2 separate regions of the Homo sapiens genome follow, and region 1 is linked to region 2. A link is an interaction called in ENCODE POLR2A ChIA-PET data of the cell type or tissue named here. Cell type or tissue: OCI-LY7. All regions are shown on one strand. Each heading gives the region's core, and the rest is flanking DNA. Links, peaks and the distances in the headings are about the cores only.

Region 1 (4,407 bases), core at 212-4,211, 71 kb after region 2:
TTTATTAGTTCCCTTTCTTTTTCTGTTTTTTTGTTTTGTTTTGTTTTGTTGTTGTTGTTGTTGTTGCTTTTGTGGAATCTTGCTCTGTCACCCAGGCTGGAGTGCAGTGGCGTGATCTCGGCTCACTACAACCTCTGCCTCCCAGGTTCAAGTGATTCTCCAGCCTCAGCCTCCTGGTTAGCTGGGACTACAGGTGCGTGCCACCACATCCAGCTAATTTTTTTGTATTTTTAGTAGAGATGGGTTTCACCATGTTGGCCAGGCTGGTCTTGAACTCCTGACCTCAGGTGATCTGCGTGCCTCGGCCTCCCACAGTGCTGGGATTACAGGTGTGAGCCACCGCACCCAGCCCCCTTTCTTCTTTCTTTTGTAAAATCAAAAACTGAGCTATAATTTACATGCTATAAAATGTGTACGGATTACTCAGTGTTGACAAATGTACACATCTATATAAATGCCACACAATGAAGATATCAAGTATTGCCATCACCTTAAGGGTTTTCTTCTGCTTCTTCCCATTCCATTTCTATTCCTCTATCCTCCATTCCAAGAATACTGATCTACTTTCTATCACTATAAATTTTTCATTCCTAGAGATTCATATAAATTGAATAATATAGTACGTGGTCCTTTTTTCCTCTTAGGATGATACATGGAGATTTATCAGTGTTGACTTTGTTCACTGAGAAATATACCATTGTATAGATGTACCGCAATTTATCCACTTGCTTCTTGACGGACACTTGGATTGCTTCCAATTATTTGCTAACATGAATAAATATGTTATTAATATTCCAGTACAGGCCATCTGTTTTCACTTTTCTGGAGTAAATATCTGAGAAATTGCTGGGTTGTAAGGTTAAGGGTATATTAAACTTTGTAAGAGATTTCCAAATAGTTTTCCAAAGTGGTCAAACCATTCTGCATTCTCACCAACAATGTATGAGTGTTCCAGATGCTCTTGTCTTTACCAACATTTGGCATTATATACATATATATATTTACATACATGTATACACACGTATAGCCATTTGATTGGGTGTGTTGTGGTATTGCACTGTGATTTACGTTTTCATTTCCCTGATGACTAAGCATTTTTTCATGTTTATCGACCATTCACATATCTTCCTTTGTGAAGGGTCTAGTCAAATGTTTTGTGCATTTTAATTGGGTTGATTCTTTTTATTGAATTGTGAGAATTCTTTACATATTGTAGATACAGTCCTTTGTGAGATAAATGTATTGTGCCGATTGTCTCCCAGTATGCAGTTTGCCCTTTCATCTTATTAATGTTAATTTTCAAAAAGCAGAAGAGTTCCCTTTCCTATTATGTTGCTGATTTTTTACTTGTTTTTTTCTACTAGTCATTTCCCTAATTTGTGAATATTAGAAAACTAAATATACAATTTGCAGTGATATATATTGCTAAATATTCAATGGTAAAAAAAAATTGTCCTGTAGCATTGAAGGAATGTTCAATATTTGTTGTTGCCTGTATTCATTTTATTAGTTTTCTATAGCTGCTGTCACAAATTACCACAAATAGAGCATCTTAAGATGACGTATTTATTATTTCATAGATGTGTAGATAAGAAGTCTTATTACAGCATGGTTCAGGTGGTTCTCTGCTCCCAATAGCTTAAGGCCAAAATCAAGGCATTAGCAGGGCTGCATTTCTTTCAAGTTCATACAGGTTATTGGCAGGATCCAGCCCATTGCAGTTGTAGAACTCAGGTCCCTGGTGCCCTGCTGGCTGTCGACTAGGGCTCATTCTCAGTTTCTAGGGGCTGTCCACATTTCCTGGCACATGACCTCCTTCCAAGCTTACAGTGGTGGGCTGGGGTGGCGGGGGTCTTCCTCAAGGTCTCTAAGTCCCTAAAGAGAACATAGAATTCTACTTACCGTGCTGCCAAACCAATATCTATACTACCGGTGAAGGGAAATAGATCCAGCTACAGTTTGGAACTAGAAACCCTAAGAGGATGTTTACATTAGAAATTGGGACACCAGTCCTATCATAAATAATTACACCAATGTTAAACATTAGCTTATAACTTAAGAGATTGTGGGTGAGGTTTAAGTTATAGACATTCTGCATCGGTAACTTATCAAATTGTCACTTTTTACCTTTTTTTAATTACTGTCATATTGGGTATGAGAAAGAAATTTTTTTTCTTTTGCTATTTTTTCTTTATTTAGCCATTAATTTGAAGGATACTCTAAACAATTATTTATTAACAACTTTTATCTGGAAATCTACAGCCCTAATGAATCTGAGATATTTATTGAGAATTTGCTAACACTGGTAATGTAAAGAAATCATAACAGCCACAGGTACTAAAAGACTACAAATGATTCTTCCTCTTTTACCCTTTCATTCTATTCTATATCCTTTCAGCTGTTTGAAGACTGATATAGGATATGTGAAAGGTACAAGAAAATATATATGGTGTTTTCATTGTTAAGTTGTTGTATTAGTTGGCTAAAGCTGCCAAAACAAAATACCACAGACTGGGTAGCTTAAACCACAGACACGTATTTCCAAGTCCAAGATCATGGTGCCAGTGGCATTGTTTTCTTCTGAGGCCTCGCTTCCTGGCTTACAGATGGGGCCTTGTCGTTGTGTCCTCATGTGGCCTTTTCTCTGTGCATGTGTGGAGAGAGAGGGCTCTTTTGTATCTCTTCCTCTTCTTATACGTACACCAGTTCTATTGTATTAAGGACCCAACCTATGACCTCACTTAACCATTATTACCTGCTTAAAAGCCCTATCTCCCAATATAGTCACATTGGGCATTTGGACTTGAACCTATGAATTTAGGAGGGGACACAATTCAGTCCATAACAATTGCTTTAATGACATTTTTATAATGAACAAATGACAAATTGAGGTTATGGTTAGATTGTGGCCCCTACTCAAATAAAAAGATATGTTGAAGTCCTAACTCTTATAACTTGAAATGAAATCTTATTTGGAAACAGAGACTTCGTAAATTATTTTTCAAGTTGGTTCATGGCCTTTACTTTAATGATTTAACATAAGGTGGATCTTTAATAATCTGTAAGAGTAAATCATTACTAAAAAACTAATTCATATTACTTTTTTATTGTGGTTAAAAAAACACAAAACATGAGATCTACCCTCTCAACAAATTGTTAAATGTGCAATACATTAGTTAATTATAAACACAATGATGTAGAATAGATCTTTAGACCTTTTTCATCTTGTATAATTTATACCCATTACATAATTCCCTGTTTCCCCAAAGCCCCAGCAATCACATTCAACTTTCTGCTTTGATGATGTGTTAGGCTGTTCTTACATTGTTATAAATACCTATAAATAAGACTGTGTAATTTATAAAGAAAAGAGGTTTAATTGGCTCACTGTTCTGCAGACTGTACAAGCATGATACCAGCATCTGCTTGGCTTCTGAGGAGGCCTCAGGGGAGCTTTTACTCATGGTGAAAGGCAAATGTGGAGCAAGCATGTCACAAGGCAACAACAGGAGCAAGAGGAAAGGACAGGTCCCAGACTTTTAAACATTTAGATCTTGTGTGAACTGAACAGGACTCACTTATCACCAAGGAGAGCTAAACCATTCATGAGGGATCTGCTCCAATGATCCAATCACCTTCTACCAGGCCCCACCTCCAACACTGGGAATCATATTTCTACATGAGATTTGGAGGGAACAAACATCCAAACTACATGAGATGAGTTTGACTACTTTGGATATATCATGTAAGTGGAATCATGCAATATTTGTCCTTTTGTGACTGGCTTATGTCACTTGACATACTGTCATCAAGGTTCATCCATGTTGTAGCATATGACAGATGTAATGGTTAATTTGACTGGGCCAAGGGGTACCTAGACATTTGTCTAAGCATTATTCTGGGTGTGCCTGTGACAGTGTTTCTGAATGAGATTAACATGCGAATCTGTAGCCTGGGTAAAAGAGACCACCCTTCCCAATGTGGGTTGGCCTTATCCAATCAATTGAAGACTTGACTAGAACAAAAAGGCTGTTTCTCTTTCTCTCAAGATAGTTTTTAAATTTTCCTTTTGGTTTCTTCTTTGACTCATTTAAGAATAAATTTCCACATACTTGTGAATTTTCCAGTTTTATTTCTGCAGTTGATTTCTCACTTCATTTTATTGTGTCCAGACAAGATACTTGTTATTATGTCAAACTTCTTAAAAGCGTTTACTTGTTTCATGACCTTATACGGGATATATCCTGGAGAATATTCCATCTGCTTGTGGTAATGTGTATTCCACTGCCATTGAGTGAAATGTCTGTTAGGTTAATTTGGTCTATAGCGTTATTCAAGACTTCTGTTTCCATATTGATCTTTGTTCTCAATGTAATATTCATGATTAAAAATGGTGTATTAAAATCT
Region 2 (4,407 bases), core at 315-4,314:
CTGTAATGGGAAGTGAGGCCTCCCTTCCACCAAGACTCACATTTTAAAGGTCTCTGCACAAATGGAAGGGAAGGGTGTTGGAGCTTGACTTTCCGAACAATAGCTGATGTCCTGCACAGGTCCAGTTATCTTCGTACCTGATATCCACATATGTTCTTCACTTAAAAACACTTATGCCTCATATGATGCAACGTTCCTTAAACAATCAAGACATTTTCAAGCTCTCCCAGCAAAGGAAGGCAACCCTAAGCCTTGTCAGTTACTGCCTCCAGCTCAAAGTCTAAGAGCTCTGAGTGATGTTATTTTCCTCTCTATTTCTGTTGGATTCCACCTTAATATTCTGTAGCCAGTGGCCTGAAATGTAAAATTAACCAACAAAACTCATTTTTTAAATGGCATAGTAGGGAGGAAGGAAAGACAAAGAAAATTAGTCAAAATATACCAATGTATACATAACGTGGTAAAGAAGGAAATATGAGTCCTGGGGTTGTAGCTGATAGTTGTGATTTCTCCCCACTACTGTACAATTCATCTTCCTTTCATCTTCAGCCAACATAGTAACCGGTGTGGGGTCTTTAGCTCATGGGTGACACAAACCTTCCTTCCCATCTGGGAGATCGCAGCCCTGGTGGGTCTGGCCTGTAGGGGGCAGCTGTAATTTTTCATTAATTTTCACCACTTGATAAAGTAATAATAGGATGCTGCCCAGGGAATCATCTACACTCATCTCTTTTGGGTAGTGAGGCCCTATTTCCTCCTGACAGTTAGAATCAATCATCCCATGATTCTTATTTTCCCCTCTTCTCTCAGAAGCATGTGTGGCTTAAAATGATTAAGTTTACTTTCCAATTCTTCTGAAAACTGTTAGTACATCCACTGGAAGAAGCATTTCTCCTTGAGGTACTAAAATGATTAACAGAATCACAGGGAAAGAAAGCAAGCTTTATAGGTGGGTCATTACTTTACCAGGTAGAGAATCAATTCCCATTTCCAATTCATTATTCCTGGACATGCACATCTCTGAGTATGGAAGAAAGAGTACTGTGTTTCAGTTGACAGTTTAGAGTGTATTCTGGATTTTGTAAAATCGGGTATTGGCACTATTATTAAGTATTCCACTGTCCACTGCACTATTCTATAAAGCTAACTGCTTCTAGTGATGGGGATGAGATGAGATCTGGGAACTCCAAGAGTATTAGCATTGCCTTGTTTCTTTTATTGCACTTAAACTTCCAGTTGGCCCTTCCTACTGTAACAGTCCTTCCTTCGTAGATCAGGAAACTTATGAAGATATTTGCCAATTACTCAGGAAATCTATTCCAATTGTATAGAATATGCACACTTATGTATACATATATATTTATATGTACACATATGTACAAGAATGAATAACCATGTTCAAAAACATGATTATTTACCCTATTTACCCTAAACTGGACCCTAATTATCATCTGGCTTTTTAAATACCTATTCCTCCTGGTAGGCCTTAGTGGAATTTCAGAAATTAGTCTAGATTAGAGCCATTGGAAAATCTTCCCTTAGAATATTTAGGTATTTCCTTTTTCCCAGGGCCCAGTTACCATGGTAAATCACTACCAAGAAGGCTTTTAAGGAAAAACCAGTAGAAATATAAAGAGTATCCCCTTGTGACTTTCTATCGGGCCTTTTCTGAGGGGGCTCAGACCTGCCTTTACTCAAGGGGCTCCAGCTTTTTGATGTGGCTCAGGGCTGAGAACTGTATGAGGCATAATGACTCTCCATTACAAAAGCTCAAGTCAGGACTCTTTGCAACACCTAGAGATGGTTTTATTTCTTATTTGAATTCATTAAGAAAGCTATAGTGAGCTTCCAATCAAAGAACTCATGATCAATTATCCACCTCCAAACTGTATGGATCACACCCTTCCAGCTGACCATGAAGGTAAGCACACCATGTTACCTCTCCCAAATAACTGCTAGTACTTGCTTGGGTCTCTGGGTGCTTCCCATTGAGTTTATGAGACCATTGCCCCTGCAGCACTTCCCATTGGCATCTCTGCCTACAGAAAAAACCCCTGGACCACATCTCAAAGGTGCTCACCTCAACAATATATTTGTGAAAGCGTTGGTGAAGACAGTTCCTTCTAAGACCTCTTGGAGGATGTAGTTAGGGGAACCACACTTGATTAGCCAACCAAGAACTACTGTCTCTGGTAGACATAGTCTATGGTACACCGAGTTTCATTTTGTTTTGTTTTTTTTGAGATGGAGTCTCACTCTTGTGCCCAGGCTGGAGTGCAATGGCATGATCTCGGCTCACTGCAACCTCCACCTCCCGGGTTCAAGCAATTCTCCTGCCTCAGCCTCCTGAGTAGCTGGGATTATAGGCATGAGCCACCACGCCCAGCTAATTTTTTGTGTGTATTTTTAGTAGAGACAGGGTTTCTCCATGTTGGTCAGGCTGGTCTGGAACTCCCGACCTCAGGTGATCCACCCGCCTCAGCCTCCCAAAGTGCTGGGATTACAGGTGTGAGCCACCATACCTGGCCACACTGAATATTTTCTGACAGATAAAGTTTATTTACACCTCTGTAGAACCTAGGTTTTATTCAACTACCCAAGTCAACAATGAGAACTATTTCTTGCTGTTTGGTCTAGTACATTGAATCCAGAATCTCTGGGATGTGAGCCTACAATGATAAATGGGTTGATTTATAATTGATTGATTGATTGATAAATACATTGGTCTATAATTATGCTTTTCCCTCCTTGGTAGAGCTTCCTCAGAATTCATTTCCCTGTAGATTTTGCTCATAAGAATTTAGCAAAGTCCTGTTACTCTTTTCTTATGCCAGCTTTCTCCACCTAGGTTTGCCTTTGTAATTTCTCAGGCACCAACTCCTCCATCACACACACTCAATCCATGCATTCCCATTCCAGACCTAGAGCTGTCACTAGAGAGGGTGAGCACAAAGGAAACAACAGCTTCTTACAAGGCAACTCCCTCAGGCAAAGGCACCATGCAACAAATTCCCCTTACTTTCCCAATTTCCACAATCATTATAGAAATATTTTTTTTCATATTTTTTATAGAACTTTCAGGTGTTTTGAATTGGGAGGATTACTGTGCACTGTGAAACCACTATATCCCTGGAAACCTCTCCAGCAACAACTGATGCTGGTGATAACACTCCTATTTAGAAATCCTCCTTCTATGTTTCTATGTCTTCATTCTTCTAATTTTGCATCTTTGTCCAGTTTCTGACTGTTCCTCACTATTCCAAAATGAATTTTGTTCTCTTTCTTCTTCTCTCTTCTATTTCTACAGTTTGAGCTACAATCAATCGATTATTTTCATCAATACATCCCTAGGCTTTACCTCTCTTTACATCTCAAAATCGCCTCTGCAACATCATATGTCCAAGACAGAACTCCCCTTCCTCCTGCATAACTCACCATAGCTCAGGTTAGGTTCTTGGAATCATATTTGAGTTGTCCCCTCCAAATCTCATGTTGAAATGTGATCCCCTATCAAATAACTCCATAAAGTATCTAAAATCTATACCATTTATTGGATTATATCACTTTCTGCTCAATAATTTCCAAAGGCTTCTCATTACCCTAAAGAAAAAAATTCTATAGTTTGAAAACTCGAGACTACTGGTGATCTCTTCAACTTACTCCCAGCCCCATAACTCTCCAAACAGATCTCCAGGTCACCCCTGACCTCCAGTCACACTCCCCAACATAATCACAAGTTTCCACTCACTCTCATATCCACCCTTCATGAGCTCACTTCAGCATCACTGTTCATGCTATTCCATCTTCCAATTCCTAACCCTCTACTCTCAGCTGAACTAACTAAAAAATCCAAGAACTGAAAGAAGACAGAACAAGAGAAAGAGGATACAACAATTAGATGCCAGTCGTGTTCTTGAGAGGATATTCTAGGTAGGCCTAGCCTTTCCATTCTTTGGCTAAATGATATGGTTGGATAATTGTCCCCTCCAAATCTCATTTTGAAATGTGATCCCCAATGTTAGAGGTGGGCCTAGTGGGAGGGGGTGTTTGGGTTAGGAAGGCAGGTCCCTTAGGAAGGTCTTGGTGCTGTCCTCAGGGTAATGAATGATTTATCATTCTACGAGTTCACAGGAGACCTGTTTGTTTAAAGGAGCCTGGCACCTCCTCCCTCGTTCTCTCACTCCCTCTCTCACAATGTGATACTCCAGGTCCCCCATCGCCTTCCACCATGAGTGGAAGCTTCCTGAGACCCTCACCAGAAGCCACGCAGATGTTGGTGACATGCTTGTACAGGCTGCAGAACCATGAGCCAAAATAAACCTCTTCTCCTTATAAATTATCCAGTCTTAGGTATTCCTTTATAGCAGTGCAAATGGACTAAATACGCTAAGTCAGAGAGAGGAGGGG

What was found. ChIA-PET counts read pairs that join two places held together with the same protein. Peaks named below come from ENCODE experiments on the same cell type or tissue, not always from the same donor. Only the 100,000 strongest peaks of a DNase experiment are listed, where the experiment ranks them.
Region 1: POLR2A ChIA-PET joins it to region 2 with 6 read pairs; 3 of 35 experiments call an interaction of 5 or more read pairs at or near these places.

The regions. Positions count from the first base shown.
Region 1 is chr13:33,792,979-33,797,385 of GRCh38, reverse strand. No RefSeq gene overlaps it. Among named protein-coding and RNA genes, the nearest start is that of RFC3, 23 kb to the left of the region's middle. In OCI-LY7, for the core only: no CTCF peak of the experiment used is centred there; no DNase peak of the experiment used is centred there.
Region 2 is chr13:33,863,893-33,868,299 of GRCh38, reverse strand. It overlaps a transcript of RFC3 not described here. Among named protein-coding and RNA genes, the nearest start is that of RFC3, 48 kb to the right of the region's middle. In OCI-LY7, for the core only: CTCF peaks have their summits at 414, 626 (motif pointing right) and 2,117; a DNase peak (open chromatin) is centred at 2,139; H3K4me3 peaks cover 774 bases; H3K27ac peaks cover 1,612 bases.